Regions from separate parts of the Homo sapiens genome. Here region 2 is linked to region 1. Evidence: chromatin loops called from intact Hi-C (ENCODE). Cell type or tissue: PC-9. All regions are shown on one strand.

The links. Hi-C counts contacts between places; a loop is a spot of excess contacts. Peaks named below come from ENCODE experiments on the same cell type or tissue, not always from the same donor. Only the 100,000 strongest peaks of a DNase experiment are listed, where the experiment ranks them.
Region 2: a loop joins it to region 1, with 6 times the contacts of the local background. A loop is called at or near these places in 3 of 110 quality-filtered maps.

What each region holds. Positions count from the first base shown.
Region 1 is chr1:21,955,215-21,959,214 of GRCh38, forward strand. No RefSeq gene overlaps it. Among named protein-coding and RNA genes, the nearest start is that of CELA3B, 20 kb to the right of the region's middle. In PC-9, no CTCF peak of the experiment used is centred here; DNase peaks (open chromatin) are centred at 1,807 and 3,577; H3K27ac peaks cover 618 bases.
Region 2 is chr1:21,762,667-21,766,666 of GRCh38, forward strand. All of the region lies in intron 1 of USP48 (ubiquitin specific peptidase 48), which reads right to left. Among named protein-coding and RNA genes, the nearest start is that of USP48, 18 kb to the right of the region's middle. In PC-9, no CTCF peak of the experiment used is centred here; a DNase peak (open chromatin) is centred at 2,295; H3K27ac peaks cover 1,770 bases.

The DNA.
Region 1 (4,000 bases):
TTGGGTAGTTTCAGCTGCTGAAACAGGGAGCCAGGAGGAGGGATCAGAAGGGCGGCCCGCAGCCAGCGGAAGAGGAGTGCGAGGGAGCTCGGTGGACCAGGGAAGCGGTGTCCACAGTTCCCTTGTGGGGCCTGAGCCAGGGCTTGGTTCAGCTCTGGGTGGGGGGGCCGGGTGGGCAGGCACCCAGCAAGAGGGCTGGGCCTCTCTAGGATGCTTGTCCCGAAGGTCCCAGGCATCGAGATCACTACCCATTTCTGGCCTAAGAGGCACTGGAAATAGCTCTAGGACAATTATTTCAGGAAGAATGTGCTATTCCTCCATCTTCCCAGAAAGCCAGGCTGTGTCCTAGATCAGGACAGTCCCTCTGCAGCCTCCCACCTCAGGGGAACCTCCAGCCCCACTGAAGGCCCCAGAGGCCTTCAGAGCCAGAAGGGGCTGGGAGTCAAGAGTGGGAAGTGAGAGGCCCCTTTCCTGGTGGGGGAGGGGAAGTTCTGGCCTTCGATCCTGGGCTCTTAGGGCCCAGGCTGGAGTTAGGCTGGGCCGGCTGGAGTCCAGCTGACTCCAAGCCCGGGGCGCATGATGGGAAGGATATGGGGAAGAGGTCTGCCCCACCTCTTTCCTAGGCTCAACCCTGGGAAGCTGATATTTGTGAGGCATATATCATGTGCCATAGAACATGATATTGTGGGTCCCAGGCCCTTCTCAGCCTCCTTCCCTCCCATTTAATCCTCACAGCACCCCTAAGAGGTATTTTGTTTTCCAGATGAGGTAATCGAGGCTCAGAGAAGGCTAGAGACTTGCCCAAGCTTGCCCAGGAGGCTTGAGTGAGAACCTGGCCTTCTTAAGTGCAAAAGAGGGTAGGCTGTCCCTCCCACTCGGTGAGGACTCAGGAAGTGGCCCTGTGAACTGAGTAGCACTGGGAGGGGTCTAGTCTGGAGACCCAGGATGTTGGACAGCAACAGTCCCATCCCCCACTCGCCCCATTCTCCACTCCCCAGCCAAGCCCAGCTGCCCCCGCTTCCAGCGCTGCAGAGAAGATGCAGAGTCTCAGAAGGTCCTGGGTGGTGGGGTGCCCTGTCCTGCCATCTCCAGCCACAGTGGTACCCGCTGCCCCACCTGGCCCCTCTCCACCACCTCCAGCATTGGATCCTTGGCTTCATTGCCAAGGATAAACTGGCTGAAAAGTAGCTCTGCATCATCCGTTGCCCTCCCCCTGCACCCACCCCCAACCGGCTCTCCTCATTCTCACCTATCCCCCCTCCCACCCACCAAGGGCCACAGTCCCACCAACATCCTCTGCCCATCCTGTGCTCACCAAGAACACTAGGGGCCCTTCCCCAACCCCAAGCACAGAAGTTCCAAGGCATCTCATTCTCTGTGCTCCCCTGGGTAGGGGGAGCAGCTCCCTTCTCCAGAGACCTGAGGACCCTGACCCATTAGCACAGGTGCTGCCCATTAAGCCTTCACCTGCCGCTCAGCAGTTTCTCTCCTTCCCTGGGGCCTGAGAGAGTGGGAAGTGCCCCCTTATCCCTTCAGCCACATGGCTCTTATAAGCCCAGCTCAGCAGCCACATGTTTGTGACACCCAGGTCAGTTCAGGGGACAGCTAGAGCCAAGAGCCCTCCACCCTGCCCGAAGGGCATCTGTGTCCAGCCTCAGGCAACTGTTGGCACTGTGTCCTGAGCCTATACCTGGCCTTGAGCCAACTTGCCTGCCAGACTGGAAAATCTCTCCTGGGCCTGGACCTGGCCCTCCCCCGGCTGCAGCCTTATACCCACCAGAGCACAATGAGTCACGCGTCCTCCTCACCTAACACCCTCAAGGATATGGGGCCCCTGCTCACCCACTGCCAAAAACAGCACTTCCCCAAGTCCACATGTGGCAGGCACAAGCCAGGGCAGATCTGAGCTCAGGAGCACTGGGCAGGAGTGTCTTGGCAGGAGTCCCTGCCAGGGAGAGCTTCCCGCCCGCCAAGCTACCTGAGGGCTTTGCAGGTAGAGCAGCCAATCTGGGAGGCAGCAGGGCTCCCATCTTGATGGGGCCCGGGAAAGTCCCTGTAAGGAGGGTGCAGGAGGACGGTCACAGGCAGGCTTATGTACAACCTTGCTGAGAGAACAGCGCCCACGGAAGGTAGGACGGCAAGTAAGAGGCTTGTGCTGTGACCTGGGGCAAACAGGTGAACTTCTCCAAACCTCAATCTCCTGTTCTGTGAAGTGGAGGTGGGGAGGGGACTTCCGGAACACTGTTGACTTGACTGGCTCGCAATCACAGCGAGTGTTCACAACGTGCTCCCCGTGTCCCAGGCACACTTCCGAGTGCTTGATTACCTTACGAGTGGCTGCAGCCGTGTGCTGGCCCACAAGAGCCAACTGTTAAATGTTCTGAAATGTGGTGAATGGTTGTTAAAACACAGGTAGCTTGAAATCAGCCATAAGGAAAATATTTGGACGACAGGAATTGGCAGATATGACACATTAGGACTTGTTGCTGTTGTTGTTGTTGTTTTGAGACCGAGTCTCCCAGGCTGGAGTGCAGTGGTGCAATCTCGGCTCACTTCAGCCTTTCAACCTTCCTTCCCAGGTTCAAGTGATTCTCCTCCCTCAGCCTCCCGAGTAGCTGGGATTACAGGCACGTGCCACCACACCCAGCTAACTTTTGTATTTTTGGTAGAGATGGGGTTTCACCATGTTGACCAGGCTGGTCTTGAACTCGTGACCTCAAATGATCCGCCCGCCTCGGCCTCCCAAAGTGCTGGGTTTACAGGCATGAGCCACCGCGCCCAGCCCCTTTCCTTTAATCGTCAGATATAATGGCTCAAGTCTCCATCCCGCGGGCTGTGGGAAGTCCAGAGCCTTCCCTGCTATTTTTCAAGGAGCCCAGAAGGCTGTTATGGCCTTTTGTCACCCCTCACTCGGAATCTCTGCTTCTGGGTCAGTGTTCAGCCCCTCTTGCTGCCCCACCTTCTGTGACTGTCATGTTCTGTCAGCAAAGTCGCAGCCCCTGCCACACTGCTCTGTGACTGCTACTCCACAGGAGACCTTTCTCCAGCTTCTCTCTTCCGCCTGCCCCTGTTGCGTGGCTCCCACTGCCCCCGTAGTCCTCCCACCCTCTGGCTGCTGAGCCTGAAAAATGGATGGCTTTCAGCTGTTGACTAGAAAAGCCAATATTCCCTGTTCTTTCTTGTACCCAGCAGAGTGGCTCCTGGCAATCTTGATTCTCAGCTGGGGTGGGGGGTGGGGGGTTTCCTTGACAAATGAGCAGACTTCCTTCTGCCAACCCCACTAAGATGTGGGAGCAACAGATGACAACTTCTTCCTTCCTGCAAATATGCTTTAGATGACAACATCCTTTCAATAACATTGTGAGGTAAAAGCCATTTCTCCCAGGAGGCTGAGGTGGGAGGATCGCTTGAGCCCAGGAGGTGGAGGCTACGGTGAGCTGGGATCACGTCAGCTGGGTGACAGAGCACGACTCTGTCTCTAGCCTGGGTGACAGAGCAAGACTCTGTCTCAAAAACAAACAAACAAAAAAGAGTCATTTTCCCAAGAGAGGAATTTGGCAGTGAGGTTCTTCTTTGTACCAGTTGTACCAGCTGGGTTACCTTGGGTAAGTTATTTCTCTTTTCTGAGACTCAAATTCCTCACCTGAGATAATATCTGCTCCACCAGGTTTATCCCTAATGTAGTAGGCTCTCAATCAATACTAGCTGTTGCCACCATTATTTGACAGTTGAGAAAATTGGGTTCTAGACCCGGCTCTGTTATTAATTTGCTGAATGAGCTGGGCCTCAGTTTGCCCAACTGGAAAAGGAGGAGTTTGGGGGACCAAATAGGGGACCAAATGGTCTCTAAAGCCTGTTCCAGTCCTATTGGTCTCAGTAATGGCATCCTCCAGTCTCGGGACCCTTCCTGACCTCTTCAGCTGGCTGTTCATTGTACCCTTTTTGTTTCTTTGTTTGCTTGTTTGTTTTGAGACAAGGTCTTGCTCTGTTGCCCAGGTTG
Region 2 (4,000 bases), 190 kb before region 1:
ACCAGCCTGACCAACATGGTGAAACCCCATCTCTACTAAAAATACAAAAATTAGCTGGACGTGGTGGCAGGCGCCTGTAATCCTGGCTACTCAGGAGGCTGAGGCAGGAGAATTGCTTGAACCTGGGAGGCGGAGGTTGCAGTGAGCCGAGATCACGCCACTGCACTCCAGCCTGGGCGACAGAGCGAGACTTCATCTCAAAAAAAAAAAAAAAAAAAAAAATTCACACGACCTGGCTGGGGAAACAGATACTCCCATGTGTCAAACACAGACATCATTCTCAGAAAATAGTTCCACTGGATCTGTTTAGATTTTAGTCTCCAGTTCCTGATAGCAAAATAATTCAGACAATGAAGAAAAGGTAGGCTCTCCCTGTCCCCACCCAAAAATCATGCATACTCAACTGGTTCTAAAGCTGGCATCAAAAGGCAAACACAACCTATGGCCTAAATATTACCACAATAAGACTTTCAAAAGCTACTATGAGAAGCTGGGAGCAATCTGTATTATTAGGCCCCACAACACTGGCATTGTTCTTTTTAAATTTTCTTAAATTAATTGCTTGCTAGGTATCACTGAATACGTCTTCAGTCGGCTAGAACACCACCACAGCAGAATGCCAAGTGCAGGTGACCTGTGATAGACTACCACCCCAGGCCAAACCTATGGCTCCCGAGCCTCTATGGCCACACTTCAGGTGGGAACCAAAAAGCCAATGGCGGTGCTTTGCATTAAAAGGGCTTGGGCTTTCTAAACTTCTAAATTGTTGCTAAGCCTTTCATACATAGCCCAATATGGGGGGGCGGGGTTGTGTTTGTTCTCTTACTTGGAGAGGTAAAGAATCTACTTAACAAACACAAATAACAGCTGGGCGCAGTGGCTCACGCCTATAATCCCAACACTTTGAGAGGCCAAGGCGGGCAGATCACCTGAGGTCGGGAGTTCGAGACCAGCCTGGCTGACATAGAGAAACCTCGTCTCTACTAAAAATACAAAAAATTAGCCAGGCGTGGTGGCACATGCCTGTAATTCCAGCTACTCAGGAGGCTGAGGCAGGAGAATCACTTGAACCCAGGAGGCAGAGGGTGCGGTGAGCCGAGATCATGCCATTGCACTCCAACCCTGGTAACTAGAGAGAAACTCTGTTTCAAGAAAAGGAAGGGAGGAAGGAAGGGAGGGAGGGAGGGAGGACGGATGGACAGGCAGACACAAATCACAGTTCTAATTATAAGCTGTTACTTCTAAAGCCAGCCTTAGCAGCACAGCAGAATGCCAACCACAGAGGGCTGTAGCCTCTCCCATTCGTCATTCTCCAATGCCCCTAACTCCATTTTATCCCTCCTTAGGAGTAGGCCCCAGGTATCAAGGATCATTTATCATCATGTGTGTGCCAATTTCCTTACAGTAGAAAAACAGTTATGTGTACCTGTGTCTATCAACTATCAAAACAGATCAAGGAGGTTGAGTGTTTCACAAAATATGAGACAGTGTCTGGGAGCAGTGGTTCACACCTGTAGTCCCAGCAATTTGCAAGGCTGAGGCAGGCAGATCACTTGAGGCCAGGAATTTGACACCAGCCAGGCCAATATGGCGAAAACCCATCTTTACTAAAAATACAAAAAATTAGCCAGGTGTGGTGGCATATGCCTATAGTCCCAGCTGCTCAGGAAGCTGAGACAAGAGAATTGCTTGAACCCGGGAGGCAGAGGCTGCAGTGAGCTGAGATCACGCCACTGCACTCCAGCCTGGGCATCAGAGAGAGACCCTGTCTCCAAAAAAAAAAAAAAGCCTGGGCGCAGTGGGAGGCCGAGGCTGGTGGATTATGAGGTCAGGAGTTCAAGACCAACCTGGCCAAGATGGTGAAACCCTGACTCTACTAAAAATACAAAACTTAGCCAGGTATGGTGGCAGGTGCTTGTAATCCCAGCTACTCTGGAGGCTGAGGCAGAGAACTGCTTGAACCCGGGAGGCGGAGGTTGCAGTGAGCCGAGATCGTGATTGTGCCACCCCACACCAGCCTGGGTGACAGAGTGGCACTCCGTCTCAAAAAAAAAAAAAAAAAAAGACTTGATTACATAGGCATGACTGATTGAATCACTGGCCACTGGAGATTAGCAACCTTTAGTCCTCTCCCCTCCCAGAGGTCAGACTAAAAAGTTCTAAACCTCTCATCGTGGTTGGTTCTCCTGGCAACCAGCCCATGTGGAGGCTACCAAGAGCTCCCAGCCATCAGTCATTTCATTAGCATACAAAAAGACACTTAGTCACTTCAGAGATCCCAAAGGTTTTAGGAGCTGTGCCAGAAGTAGTACAAAGACTAAGCATATATTTCTTATAAATCAAAATATCATATAACCCTGCAGGAAAAATAACTAAAGAAAACATCTCAAAAATGTTAAATGACAACAATGTTTTTGTTTCAATAATTCTACTTCTGGGCACAGGTCCACCAAACTTGAGTAATAACAGCACAATGGCAATGCCATAGTACGATAAGGAATTCAGATAATTTAATGGGTACTTTGTTCCAAGACTGCACTGTATGAGAACACCAACGTGTTAGGCAGAGGATAGGTTCCAAAAGGTTTGGTTATGACGTACTAAGCAGACATCTGCTGTGATTTTAGGCCAGGGACACACTTTGGCAGCAGTAAACAGGACAGACCGGGCGGGGTGTGGTAGCTCATGCCTGTAATCCCAGCATTTTGGGAGGTCGAGGCAGGCGGATCACTTGAGGTCAGGAGTTTGAGACCAGCCTGGCTAATATGGTGAAACCCCGTTCTCTACTAAAAATTCAAAAATGTGCCAGGCATGGTGGCACGCGCCTGTAGTCCCACCTACTCCAGAGACTGAGGCAGAAGGCTCGCTTGAACCCGGGAGGCGGAGGTTGCAGTGAGCCGAGATCACGCCACTGCACTCAAGTCTGGGTGACAGAGCGAGACTCTGTCAAAAAAAAAAAGGGGGGGACAGCCCGAAGCTGAACAAGGCATGAGACGTTCCGAAGCTAAACAAGGTGTGAGACATAACTAACAATTTTTCTAGTGGAAGATGAGGTCTTAAAAAGCCAATTTAGGCCGGGTGTGGTGGCTCACACCCGTAATCCTAGCCCTTTGGAAGGCTGAGGTGAGTGGATCACCTGAGACAGGAGAATAGTTTGAAACTACGAAGCCGAGGTTGCAGTTAGCCGAGATCCCATGGTGCTCCGGCCTGGGCAACAAAGTGAGACTCCATCTCCAAAAAAAAAAAAAAAAAAAAAAAAAAAAAAAAAAAAGGCAATTCAGTGGGAATAGGAATGGAGGAAGTTCAAGCATATTGATGGGAAGAAATCAATAGAACTGGGGACTAATAAGATGCAACAGGCAAGAAAGGAAAGGAGAAATCTGGAATGATGCCCAAAATTGTAACAAAAAGATTTTCCAGGCTGGATGTGGTGGCTCACACCCGTAGTCCCAGCACTCTGAAAGGCCGAGGCGGGAGGATCACTTGAGGCTAGGAGTTCAAGACCAGCCTGGCCAACGTGGCAAAACCCTACTAAACTTCTACTAAGAATATAAAAATTAGCTGGGTTTGGTGGCGAATGCTTGTAATCCCAGCTACTCCAGAGGCTGTCATGAGAATCACTTGAACCCGGGAGGCGGAGGTTGCAGTGAGCTGAGATCATGGCACTGCACCCTAGCCTAGGTGACACAGCACAAAAAAAAACAATGTTCCACAAGTCAAAAATTGTGTTCAGGGAGTAGAAAAGTAGTAGGCTAGGTATCAAAGGGTATGAATGACTAAGTTCCTTCTATAATATATTGACTATAGGTAGGAGATACACTTTCAGTTCTGTTTTGGTAGATCTCCAATGATCTGTCATTTAAGAGTACACACGATGAGTGGAAAATTTATAATCAAAGATTTCACAGTTGCTATGCAGTTCAAAGATTCATCCTTTGAATGGGAAAGGGGGTAGGGATTTCACTCCAAATGGTCATTTACAGAGGTTCTGCTTCTTCCT